Regions from separate parts of the Homo sapiens genome. Here all the other regions are linked to region 3. The links are chromatin contacts, found by Hi-C or POLR2A ChIA-PET in ENCODE. All regions are on one chromosome and are shown on one strand. Each heading gives the region's core, a stretch centred on a gene start or an enhancer-like site at or near the end of the contact. The rest is flanking DNA. Distances are from core to core; before and after follow the strand shown.

Evidence for each region. A loop is a pair of places that touch in the nucleus more often than their neighbours do. ChIA-PET counts read pairs that join two places held with the same protein, here RNA polymerase II (POLR2A). Pooled maps may share reads with other maps.
Region 1: a pooled map shows a loop between it and region 3 (6-fold over the local background). The contact joins the enhancer-like site here to the promoter of CYCS in region 3. A Hi-C loop is called at or near these places in 2 of 37 single-sample maps with no recorded cell type and 3 of 50 pooled maps.
Region 2: a map of CD8-positive, alpha-beta T cell shows a loop between it and region 3 (10-fold over the local background). The contact joins the promoter of FKBP14 here to the promoter of CYCS in region 3. A Hi-C loop is called at or near these places in 1 of 168 maps with a recorded cell type or tissue (CD8-positive, alpha-beta T cell) and 13 of 50 pooled maps. POLR2A ChIA-PET finds 5 or more read pairs at or near these places in 1 of 52 experiments (T-cell).

Annotation. Positions count from the first base shown.
Region 1 is chr7:21,353,421-21,357,731 of GRCh38, forward strand. No RefSeq gene overlaps it. Among named protein-coding and RNA genes, the nearest start is that of SP4, 73 kb to the right of the region's middle. RefSeq lists an enhancer at 1,936-1,985. Within about 2 kb of position 2,076, at least 5 of the 41 ENCODE cell types and tissues checked have a DNase peak (open chromatin) inside an H3K27ac peak, as active enhancers do.
Region 2 is chr7:30,024,332-30,028,177 of GRCh38, forward strand. It overlaps FKBP14 (FKBP prolyl isomerase 14), which reads right to left and starts at 2,371. Exons shown (of 4, transcript NM_017946.4): 1 at 1,981-2,371. The coding sequence starts at 2,177. FKBP14-AS1 (FKBP14 antisense RNA 1) reads left to right here. Exons shown (of 3, transcript NR_187577.1): 3 at 1,056-2,910. RefSeq lists an enhancer at 2,627-2,776.
Region 3 is chr7:25,124,010-25,128,176 of GRCh38, forward strand. CYCS (cytochrome c, somatic) reads right to left here and starts at 1,251. Exons shown (of 3, transcript NM_018947.6): 1 at 1,191-1,251; 2 at 1-118. The coding sequence starts at 110. It also overlaps a transcript of SPMIP4 not described here. RefSeq lists enhancers at 176-720, 721-1,264, 1,412-1,661.

The DNA.
Region 1 (4,311 bases), core at 826-3,325, 3.8 Mb before region 3:
TGTGCATCTATTTAAAATCCAGATAAGTGATCATGCAAAGGATCGACTCATTTTTCTTTTCTTAGAGTAGAATGAGGCATACGAGTTCAATTATTGAACTTATTGAAATTACTTCCAATAAGTTCCTTCAAAATCCAAAGATATTAATGTCCAATCCTCCTTGACTAACTGCCCTCAGGGACTTTTACCAGCAGGCTATTCTTGACTATACGGGTGCCTAAGACATCGAAGATAAGTGTTGTTCTTAATCAAAATAAAACCACATTCAAGATTTCTGTTCATTCAAGTTACAATCTGTGCTGACAGGACACTAAACAAATACTTACTTTACACAATTGAATAATTGGAATACTAAAAATTTTAAAAGCATTAACCATCTGAATTTCTGAAGAAGGTGAAGAATATTCTAGATTTCTTTGGAAAAATTTCCCTCATTCACTTTCAGCCCTTTTGAATGCCCTCCCCTACATCTGGTCTCTACCTTTTTCCCTTTTGCTTCCTCCATATTCCATTCTTTGGTTTGGTTTGGTTTTGTTTTGTTTTGTTTTTTAGAGACCGGGTCTTGCTCTGTTACCCAGGCTGGTGTGCTGTGGTGCAATCATAGCTCACTGCAACCTGGAGCTTCTGGGCTCAAGCGATCCTCCCACCTCAGCCTCTCTAGTAGCTGCAACTACAGGCATATGACACCACACCTGGCTAATTTTTTTTTTTTTTTTCATTTTTTGTAGAGACAGGGTCTCCCTATCTCTAGGGCTAGGCTAGTCTCAAGCCATCCTGCCGCCTCATCCATTCTTTCTTCATTTGTTCTTCCTTTTCTCTTCCACCCATCATCCCTTCTTCCTGCCTCCTTCAATCGATTACTTGGTTAGTGTTTGTTGGGAAGTTAGTCAGTTCCAGGCAGTGGGCTAAACACAAACATGAAAAGATGGGGTCCTCGCTGTCGTCCTTTTCTGTTGTTGAGTAACAAATCACCCACAAATCTCGCAACTTAAACCAACACGCATTTATTACCTCCCCACTCAGTATACCAGAGAACAACCTGGTGTGGCAGGAATTTCTGCTCAGGGTCACCCATGGCCAGTATTCAGGTGTCAGCCGGGCTGGGAACTTAAGTGTAGGCTCTGAGGAGAAATCCACTTCCAAACCCATTCAGGTTATGACAGAGTACCCTACAGTTACAGGACTGAAGTGCTTTCCATCTGAGATCTGGGACCTGCCTCAGCTCTTTGAAGCCACTCACATTCCTTTTCCCATGGCTCCTCAATCTTTAAGCAGTAATAGTGCCAAATGACTATCGTGCTTCAAACCTGACTGCCTCTATTGTCATCAGCCAGAGAAAACTCCATTTTTAAAGATGTATGTTATTACATTGGGCCCACCAGGCTAATCCAGGCTGGTCTCCCTCTGTAACAAAACATAATCTCAAGCATGATAGCACATTCTGAAGTCCCAGGGACTCGGGAGGGACTTCACTGGGGGCCGCTTTAGAACTTCTGCCTACACATCTGCCATCAGGTGCTCACACAATACATACAAAAACAATAGCACTGCAATAAGATAATTGTACAAAAGAAAGTGCGGTAAACAAAATGTCACACATACATACAATGGAATACTATTCAGCCATAAAAAGGAAGAAAATTCTGACATGCTACAACATGGATGAACCTTGAGGACATTATGCTAAGTGAAATAAACCTATGATCCCACTTATTTGCAGTATCTAGAATAGGCAAATTCACAGAGACAGAAAACAGAATAGAGGTTTCCAGGCATTGGCGGGAAGAAGAATGAAGTTGTTGTTTGATAGTTATAGAGTTCTGTTTGGGATAATGAACGTGTTCTGGAAATGGATAGTGGTGACAGTCACACAGCATTGTGAACATACTTAAAAGTACTGAATCGTATACTTAAAAATGATTTACATGGTGAACTTCATGTTCTGTATATTTTACCACAATAACATAAAATTAAAGTGTTGAAAAAATAGACTGGAGGCATAAGAAAAGAACAGCATAACTTGCTTCCTGAAAGAGCAAAATGTCAGATTGGGCAGGAGATAAGATCAGATGGGTGTGGGTGAGAAGGGTGTGGACTGTGCGGTGGGAGGGACAATGTCATAATTTCAGTTCCCTTTTTGGTCACCACACAGCTAAGGTAACTTGATAATTTTGTCCAAACCTGCCTTCCTTTCTTGCACTAGCTGCCTGGAAAGCAAACCTTATTTAGCAATCACTAATAGTCCTAGAACTTTTGAGTGTTAATGATAGAGGTGTGAATCAAGTACCTGCTATTTATTAAGTGTCACGTTGGTGACCCCAAATTCACCTTGCTTCTAGGAAATAGAAAGAAGGAAACACAGAGACTGAGCACTATGCTGAGCACTGTGCTTCCTTACATAGCTTCAATGCTTCACAATGACAATGCAAGTTAAGTAGCCATGAAACTTGTTTTCCCCAGTTTTACCAATAAAACATTTGGGGTTGTGAAAGTCTGAATAATTGCCCGCATGTCAGGTAACAAAGAAAAGAAAGTACCTTCCCACCTGAGGGTCTTGTAATATGCTGTTCCCTCTACTTGGAATGCCTATCTACTTTCTCAACCTGTCACCACCACCACCATCATCTACACACACACACATCTGCTTAACATTCTGTATCTAATTCCTACCCATTAGTAAGCAAGGCTACCATATTCAGCTTTATAGATTGTGTGCTGCAAGAGTCCCAGGAGCACCATTCACGTAGACCACAATGTAAAAATGCCCTTGGAGTTGTGCAGTGCCCAACCTGCACAAACATACATGGCAAACCTCAGTCTCTCTCTCTTTTTTTTTTTTTTTTTTGGAGATGGAGTCTCGCTCTGTCACCCAGGCTGGAGTGCAGTGAGGCAGTGATGCAATTTCGGCTCACTGCAACCTCCGCCTCCTAGGTTCAAGTGATTCTTCTGCCTTGGCCTCCTGAGTAGCTGGGATTACAGGTGCCTGCCGTCATGCCCAGCTAACTTTTGTATTTTTAGTAGAGATGGGATTTCACTATGTTGACCAAGTTTGTCTCAAACTCCTGACCTCAAATGATCTGCCAGCCTCGGCCTCCCAAAGTGCTGGGATTACAGGCATGAGCCACTCTGCCCTGCCTATACATGGCAAACCTCTCTCAAAGTTTTGGCTTAGGTGTACTTCTATAGGTGGGCCGGGTTAGGTCTTCTCTCATATGCATCTGTATTCTTCTTTAAAGTATCTAGTACAAGCCCACTTAAATAGTTATTTGCATAATTAATATTTTATATATGACTTCCCTGCTAAACTGCAAGTTCAACAAAGGGAGAAATCACATCTGCTTAACTCTTTTTGAACAAAGAAATAAGATAGAGCTGGGTTTGTGTGAGTTCAAAGCAAGGATCTTCCAACTGTCACTTACTGGTGCCTGTGACTGATGCAGAAAAAGATATGGAACCCAGAGAATAATGTACTAACTCTTTCAAACTTAACTCTTGCTATTGTTCCTTCTTTCTGTAACATGTTAGATTAAGTTTGTTTTTTGTTTTTTGGGTTTTTTTGCAATTTTGATAAGGTGTCCATCATGGTGTTTAACATGCCTATATTATCTGCTAAGGGGGCATTCTACAGAGCCACATTTTATACTAGGTAACTTTACTGAATTGAATAGTGTCCCCCCAAAATTCAAGTCTGCTTGGAACCTCAGAAATGGGACCTTATTTGGAAATAGGGTTTTTGCATGTATAATTAGTTAAGACAAGGTCACCATGGATTAGGTTGCCCTAAATCCCATGATTGGTGTCTTAATAGAAGAGGAGACAGAGATCCAGGTACAACAACATTGGGGAAGGAAGACAGGAGGGAAGGAAGGGAAAGAAGGAGGGAAGAAGGCCATGTGATGACAGAGGCAAAGACAGGAGTGACGCAAGCTAAGGAACAAGACTTGTCAGCAACCACCAGAAGCTACAAAGAGGCAACAAAGGACTTCTCCAGAGCCTTTGGACAGAGAATGGTGCTGCCTACAATTGGATTTTGGAGTTCTAGCCTCTGGAACCATGAGAAAATAACTTTCTGTTGCTTTAAGCCACTCAGTTTCTGGTACTTTGCTAAAGCAACCCTACTTAGGATCAAAATAATCCTAGGTGCTATAGCAAATAAACCTCCAATTGTTAGTAGCTTAGTGATAGAATTTGAGACTCAGCAGTTATAACCTACAGTAGGTGTTCCAGGTATATTGGTGGCTGTTCTCCACATGGTGATTCAGTGATCCAGGCTTTTTAAATCTTGTGTTTCCACCACTTTCTAGGGCCCCT
Region 2 (3,846 bases), core at 1,121-3,620, 4.9 Mb after region 3:
GGCTAAGCAATTTATCCCATAGGCTATGGTTCTAGAGATGGCAAACGTGCTTACAAACTGATCATTTGATGGTATTTCTTTTTCTTCAGAGCGGAGTCTCGCTCTGTTGCCCAGGCTGGAGTGCAGCGGCGCAATCTTGGCTCACTGCAGCCTCCGCCTCCTGGGTTCAAGCGATTCTCCTGCCTCAGCCTCCTGAGTAGCTGGGATTACAGGTGCCCACCACGCCCAGATAACTTTTGTATTTTTAGTAGAGACGGGGTTTCACCATGTTGGCCAGGATGGTCTCAAACTCCTGACCTCGCGATCTGCCTGCCTCGGCCTCCCAAAGTGCTGGGATTACAGGCGTGAGCCACCACGCCCAGCCAATTTGATGGTATTTCTTCATGAAGTTTACAGTTAGCAGCTTCTGACCATTTACATGGAGGCTGCATGATAACAGTCCCCTCATCAGGTATTAGAACTTAGTAGCAAACTGCTAAATAATATTCCATGGCTACCACCAAAGTCAGCACAGGTTTTTGGTTCAGAAATCTGAAAGAAGTCAGGCTGAGTCTAAAAGAGATCAGACTAAAAATAACAATATAACTGAATTTTCAAAATGCAAATCACATCATTTAATATCCACCGTGGCACTCACCTAGTTGACAAGAAGAAAGGGCTGTTGAGAATTCTAAGGCAAGCCATTTTTCTGGAACTTTTTCCCAGGGCTAACAGTTTAGAGAAGAGCCCCATTCATTTCCCCAACCCTCAAGACAGACCAGGTCTGAATGCCCAGTAAAGGCAGTTTATTAGAAAATCAGGTGGAGGATGGGCTATGAAGATTTACTGTTTTAATTCATGTTATTCCCTCTACCTACAACATCCTTCCCTACTTTCCCCCTGGAAACCTCCACCCATCTTCCAAGGTTCATTTCAATTATGGTCTCTGGGAAGTCTTTCCCTTTCCCCACCCCATGGAGCCTAACTACTTCAGGCCCAGTTACGCTTTGCTAGCACTTTGAATATTCTGTACCCTATATCATTGCATTATTTACTTGTCTTTCTCCCACCTGTAGATGGTGTATACTGTTAGAGGACAAGAACCTGCTTCTAGCCATCTTTGCGTCTCCAGGACCTGACTTGTGACCATTCAATAAGAGTTTGATAGATGGACAGACTAATGAATAGATGAAGATGATTAGAAGCCAAAATTTCTGAATCTTCCTAGCACCCAGAACATGGCTTAACATCAAGGAAATGCTCACTAAATACTGTCATAATGGAATGAATGGAACCGATGCCTAATTGAAAATCATTAGGCTGTAAACCATTTCCATGTTCCAATTTCTTCGTTTATAGAACAGAAATGATAGTGTAACCACCTGAAAATCCTTCACCTAGACTTCCAAAACCACACCCACCTCATCAATGAAGTCTGACTCTCTAGAAAGAAGCAAATGACTGAAATCATGGTCCTGTGCCTTGACCAAAATACCATTCGTCAGAACAAAAGAAGTAGGTCAGTGAAACGGCATTAGTATATCCTTCAACAGGCAAATAAGTGATAGTGTAGTTTGCTTTTGAAGTCGCTGTGAAAAGTTTTAGGTGAACATCACCTACACCACATTAAAAATGGAATCAAGTCATTTTCTTTAAGAAATGGAGTTTGAGATATGAGAATTCTTTTGGGCTTTTTCTACTTATTGGCCAATTATACACCCAGATATATTTCTGCAATATTTCAAAGATTCTAGTTCTAATTTGTATAATAAAAAAAATTAACAGCCTTTTCCAGACCACATGTTTCCAACAAGACCTTCAAAGGCCTCGCTCGCTATATAAAACTGGCTTTAAACAATTTCCTTTCCCAAAGAAGGAAATAAGATATTTCGGTTTTGTAAAAGAGGCAAAACCAGGTACAGGCCACCTTTCCTGCTGGAGAGCTGGCATAAGTGAGTGGATTCTTAATTACTATTTTACCTGCGGGGCATAATTACTTACGTGGAGTGAAATAAGGAGCCGTCCTTTTCTAAGTAGCCTTCATAGTGGACCAACATCAAATCCCCTCCTTTGGTCTTGCGATGGCAGATGAATGGCTTCTGGAGAACTTCAATTTTCACTTCTGGTTCAGGGATCAAAGCCCCAATCAAAGAAGTGACGAACAGAGTCAAGACCGCGTTCCACAAGAAAAGCCTCATGTTGCTGAAGCAAGGAAAGAAGTCCCTACAAAAGCAGCGAAAGGTCCCTCGACTTCATAGATTTAAGAACGTAGTTCAAGGCTTACGGACAAGGGCTTCAGACAAGTTCAGGACTCCCCCTTCTTAGAAGACGTGGCACATTTACCACCAACTCTTTTCTCAAGGGTCACGAACCTACCTTTAAAGAGTTAAGCCCAAATGCCGGCCTGACTGGCTCTTATAACGCGGCCGCCTGGGAATAGCAGCCTCCCATTGGCTATTGGTGCTGTCCTTCAGGCAGCTCTCAAGCCAATGACGCTGCAACGATGGAATTTACAGCCCGGTAGAGCCGGGCAGCTGCCAAGCGGCGGATCATCCCTTGTGGTCCTAGAGCCCGGTGGATTTCAGCATTCAACCAGCGTGGATTTTGGGAGAGGGGCGGGGCGCAGAGCCAACCGGAAACTCCTCCGGCTGATTTATCTCTGTGAAGAACCCTGCTGAGAGACGTAGGAAGAGTCCCGGGGCCCTATGAAATCTTCGGGGTTCCAGGAAAGACTCGTTTACTCTCGCCGTTGGAGAGCGGCCCCCCAAGATGCCACAATCCTAGGATTTTGCTATTGCTTATAAACTGTAAAGACTGACATACTGCTTGAGGGTTCACAAAGCGCGTTCCCGTTGCATGAACCTCACTACACCCAGTAAGGCAGGTTCTTTTTTCCCATTTAAAAGAGAAGTAAATTTACACCAGGAGATATTAACTGTCCTGCTTAAGGTTGTTTGGCCCCGAAGCAAATGAGCTCTGCCTTCAAACCAGGTCTGATTCATTCCACAGCACCACGTCATGTTATGGCTGCTAATAATTTATCCCTTAAGTTACCTTACAGGGTAAATAATGAGTTTCGACTTGCAGACTTCCGCTTTAAAGAAGAAATGGTAATCATGGTTACGAATTACACAGCCTCATCGTAGTTTACATTTTCTAGTTTTACATTTTTTGCCTAAGTTCAAAAGTAATGCATGTTCATTGAAGTCATTTTGGAAGAAATTGGAAAGCACTAAAGTAAGATTTCCAGATAATATTGGGGAGTCGAATCAAGTTGGAATTTCAGATACATAACGAATAATGGTTTTGCATTTTTATTTACTAAATCAGGCAACTTTAAAGAAAAAGAAAGCTCGCCGATACCACCACCAGCCGCAAACAATCCTCTTAATATTTTGGTGCATGCTTCTGTGACATATACTTAAAGCGATTTAAATCGTATTGTAGTCTTTTCTCACCTCCTCTTTCCACTTAATCTGTAGTTAACATTTTTTCTGGTCTAATAACCTTAACACAGTGCATATCCGCACTCTATGTGCATAGGAATCCCCCTGAAGATCTTGTTTAAAATGCAGATTTTGATCTGGAGGTCTGGGGTGGGTGCAAGATTCTGCATTTCTAACAAGCTCTTAGGTGATGTCAGTGCTCCGGGTCAGTAGATCAACACTTCCATAGTGAGACCTTAGAGTCTGGACAACATCTGTTTACACTGGCCTCATAGTATTCTACCCTGAAATTCCAATAATCTCTTTACGCCCTGTTATTGGTTACCTCAAGTGTGTGAGATCAATTAGGCAGCTTTGGAACAAGAATAGGGACTAGAACTCAGGAGGTATCGTGAGAGGTCACGTAGACCCTCAAACGGCG
Region 3 (4,167 bases), core at 1-2,500:
AAGAGACCATGGAGATTTGGCCCAGTCTTGTGCTTGCCTCCCTTTTCAACGGTGTGGCACTGGGAACACTTCATAATAAAAATCTTCTTGCCTTTCTCAACATCACCCATATTTAATTCTAAAAACGAAAGCTTCAACTTAGTAAATTTTTCCTCAGGTAACAAATACAGTGTAAATGAATGACCACTCTAGCCACTTAATTACCAATCCATTGCTAATTTATGTCATTAAATACCAGAATGAATCTTGTTTTGCTTTAATACTCTTTATACCAAATATTCTTTAATACCAAAAACATTTTTAGGAGTACCTCCTCAAAAACGTATTTTTGTGTGTATACGTGAAGGAACGTTAAAGCCCAAGCAAAGAGGGAACCTAATTCAAACTCCAGTTTCAGAAGAGACAATCATGGTCACGAAGTCACAGATCTGAAGCTCAAGGGCGAACACATTAAGCCAAAATCACCACAACCGCAACTTTTAAAAAGACCTAACCATTTAATCTTACTACAATGTAAAGCCACCTCTCCCTGAGGATAACGCAAAGCACACAAATGTTTAAAAAGCGGTCCTGGCTGTTTCTATCTGCCCAGGTCACAGGAGTAGCTTGACACTCGAACTTGTGAATGGGAGCTCAGGGGCAGGCTGCACGGTCCCCCGGGGACATCCCAACTCCCCTACCTGTGATCTCCTGGGGCGACCACGAGGTCACCCGTCCAGGTCGGTTTCAAGGTGATTGATGAAACTCCTTCTAGGATGTCAGAACGACTGACGGAAGAAACATGTGCCCACGAAAAGAACTGGCCCCTTATTAGAAGAGCAACAGCTTTTGCCCTCTGAAGAAGAACGTGAAGCTCTAAGCTTCGGCTTTCCAGGAGGGAAGTCTTGCCTATCATTTCCATAGCCCTTCAGCAACCACTACGGAAGAGGCCGCCTCCTCCTCGGATCTGTATCCAAGCCGCCTCCAGTCCCTGACCGAGACCATACCTGTCCCTAGTTAGGGCTCCGCCGCACCTCAAGCCGTTACTCGCCCAGCTCGGTCTGACCACAGTCCAGGGTCTTCACTCCCCGCCCTCCCACCCAGCGCGGGCTCCACTCGAATGCTCCCCGCTTGGGTTTCGGTCGCTCGCAAGTGCGCGCCTCCCACAGCTCTGCCTCTAACCAGGTGCGGCCTCCGCGACCCGCTCTCACCTCTTTTTAGTCGCTGGCACAACGAACACTCCCGCTCCGAAGCCGGACGTCCCCACTCTCTAAGTCCAAGGACACGCCGGTCCGCGCTTAAGTACCGGTGTAAGTGCAACCAAACTCGCTCCGCGCTCCCGCGCCCTGACGTGCGGCCGAGCTGGCGGCTACGCAGTAACGTCGCCGCACCTCATTGGCTCCAGTCCCAATGCCTGCGCCAAGGACCTGCGCGCGCATGCTGGCGAGCATGTTAGGGTGTACGGCGTGCGTGCCCTTCTTCTCGAGGCTTTTCCCGGCCGTTACGACAGGCCTTTGGTCGTACGACAACGAGGTGGTGTCGGGAGAGGTGACGTCACTCGCGGGCCTCTGTGCGCTTGCGTGTGCTGGAGGAGCGGGGAGGGTGGGGCGGAGTCGCTTGGTTGGTGCGTTGCCCTGCTAAAGTATCAGTTCTTGGGCGTGGTGATGTAATGAGCTTTGAGCAGGGCGTTTTGCCGGTCCAGGAAAAGACGCCCTAATTTTGGCGCACCTAGAGGTCTCCTAGCTACCATCTTGTCAGCAGGCGACCTTTACCCAGACTCTGTCCTACTACCACGGCTGGCGCCAACAGCATCCTAGAGGGACAGCCTGGAACCAGGAGTTACACGAGTTGGGCACCAGCTCGTGACCTTGTTCTAGTTCCACCTATACTCTGTTACTTTCAGTCACATTCCAGCTCTCCGCTTGATGGACGCCCCAAGACTGAGGAAGGTGCTGCATTTGCGGCAGAGACAGGATTATCCCTCTGGAACTGAAAAATAAAATTAAGAGGATGCAATGATAACATTTATGTACCTTTTAAAATTTTTATGAGTACGAAGTAGGTAAATATATATATATACTTAAGAGGTACATGAGATATTTTGATACAGGCATACAATGTATAATAATCACATCAGGGTAAACGGTCTATCCATCACCTCAAGCATTTATCCTTTTTTTCTGTTACAAGCAATCCAATTATACTTTTAGTTTGTTTAATGTACAATAAATTATTGTTGAGTGTAGTCACCCTGTTGTATTACTAGACCTTATTCATTCTTCTTCAGTGGCGCCATTTAATGTCTCAGCCCCCCAAGTAGCTGGGACTACGGGAGCAAACCACCACGCCCAGCTAATTTTTGTATTTTTAGTAGAGATGGGGTTTCACTATTTGGTCAGGCTGGTCTCGAACTCCTGACCTCAGGTGATTCACCCGCATCGGCCTCCCAAAGTGCTGGGATTACAGGTGTGAGCCACCACGCCCAGGGCAAATAATATTTTATAACCCATTGTTTTAAACTGATGACAACATAACATTGATTGCATAAACAAAAATCAAAGAGAAAACTAAGAAAAACTCTGCACTTTAACTTCACTCTCCCCACTTTTAAAACTTTTTCTTGTTTCTATTTATATATTATTATACTATGTCTTGAAAAGTTGTTATAGCTATTATTTTTGATAAGTTAGGTTAATCTCTAAGTCTTTCTACTCAAGATATGAACAGTTTACACACAATTACAGTATTATAATATTGTGTGTTTTTCTGTGTACTTACTATTAGTAGTGAGTTTTGTACCTTCAGGTGGTTTCTTATTGCTTACGAATGTCCTTTTCTTTCAGACTGAGGAACTCCCTTTAGCATTTCTTGTAGGACAGGTCTGGTGTTGATGAAATCCCTCAGCTTCTGTTTGCCTGGGAAAGTCTTTATTTCTCCCTCACATCTGAAGGATATTTTCACTGGATGTACTATTCTAGGATAAAAGTTTTTTCCCTCAGCACTTTAAATATGTAATGCCACTCCCTCCCGGCCTGTAAAGTTCCACTGATAAGTTTGCTGCCAGACTTATTAGAACTCCTTTTTATGTTATTTGTTTCTTTTCTCTTGCTTGCTTTTAGGATTCTTTCTTTATCCTGGATCTTTGGGAGTTTGATTATTAAATGTTTTGGGGTGTCTTCGTTGGGTTAAATCTGCTTGGTGTTTTATAACCTTCTTGTACTTGAATATTGATATCTTTCTCTAGGTTTGGGAAGTTCTCTGTCATTATCTCGCTGAATAAACTTTCTACCCTGATCTCTCTCTCTAGCTCCTCTTTATGGCCAGTAACTCTTAGATTTGCCCTTTGAAGCCAGTTTCTAGATCTTATAGGTGTACCTCATTCATTTTTATTCTTTTTTCTTTTGTCTCTTCTGAGTGTGTATTTTCAAATAGCCCATCTTCAAGCTCACTAATTCTTCCTTCTGTTTGATCAATTCTGCCTGTAAGGGACTGCATTTTTTAGTACGTTAATTGGATTTTTCAGCTTCAGAATTTCTGCTAGATTCTTTTTAATTGTTTTAATCTCTGTTAAATTTATCTTGTAGAATTCTGAATTTCTTCTCTGTGTTATCTTGAATTTTGTTGAGCTTCCTCAACACAGCTATTTTGAATTCTCTGTTTGAAAAGTCACATATCTCTTTCTCTCTGGAATTGGTCACTTGTGCCTTCATTAGTTTGTTTGGTGAGGTCGTGTTTACCAGGGTGGTCTTGATGCTTGTGGATTTTTGTTGGTGTCTGGGCACTGAAGAGTTAGGTATTTATTATTGTCTTCACAGTCTGGGCTTTTTATTTTTTTGTATCCACCCTTCTTGGGATGGCTTTCCAAGTATTTGAAGGGACTTGGGTGTTGTGATCTAAGTCTTTGGTCACTGCAGCTATATCTGCATTAGGGGCCATCCGAAGCTCAGTAAAACTATAGCTTTTGCAGACTTGTAGGGGTATGACATTTGTGGTCTTGGGTAAGATCCAGGAGAATTACCTGGATTACCAGGCAGAGACTCTGTTCTCTTATCTTACTTTCACCCAAACAAATGGAGTCTCTGCACTGAGCTGTCTGGAGCTAGGGGAGAGGTGACACAAGCACCCTTGTGGCTGCCTCCACTGTGACTGTGCTAGGAGAGACCTGATGCCAACATAGCACTGGGTCTG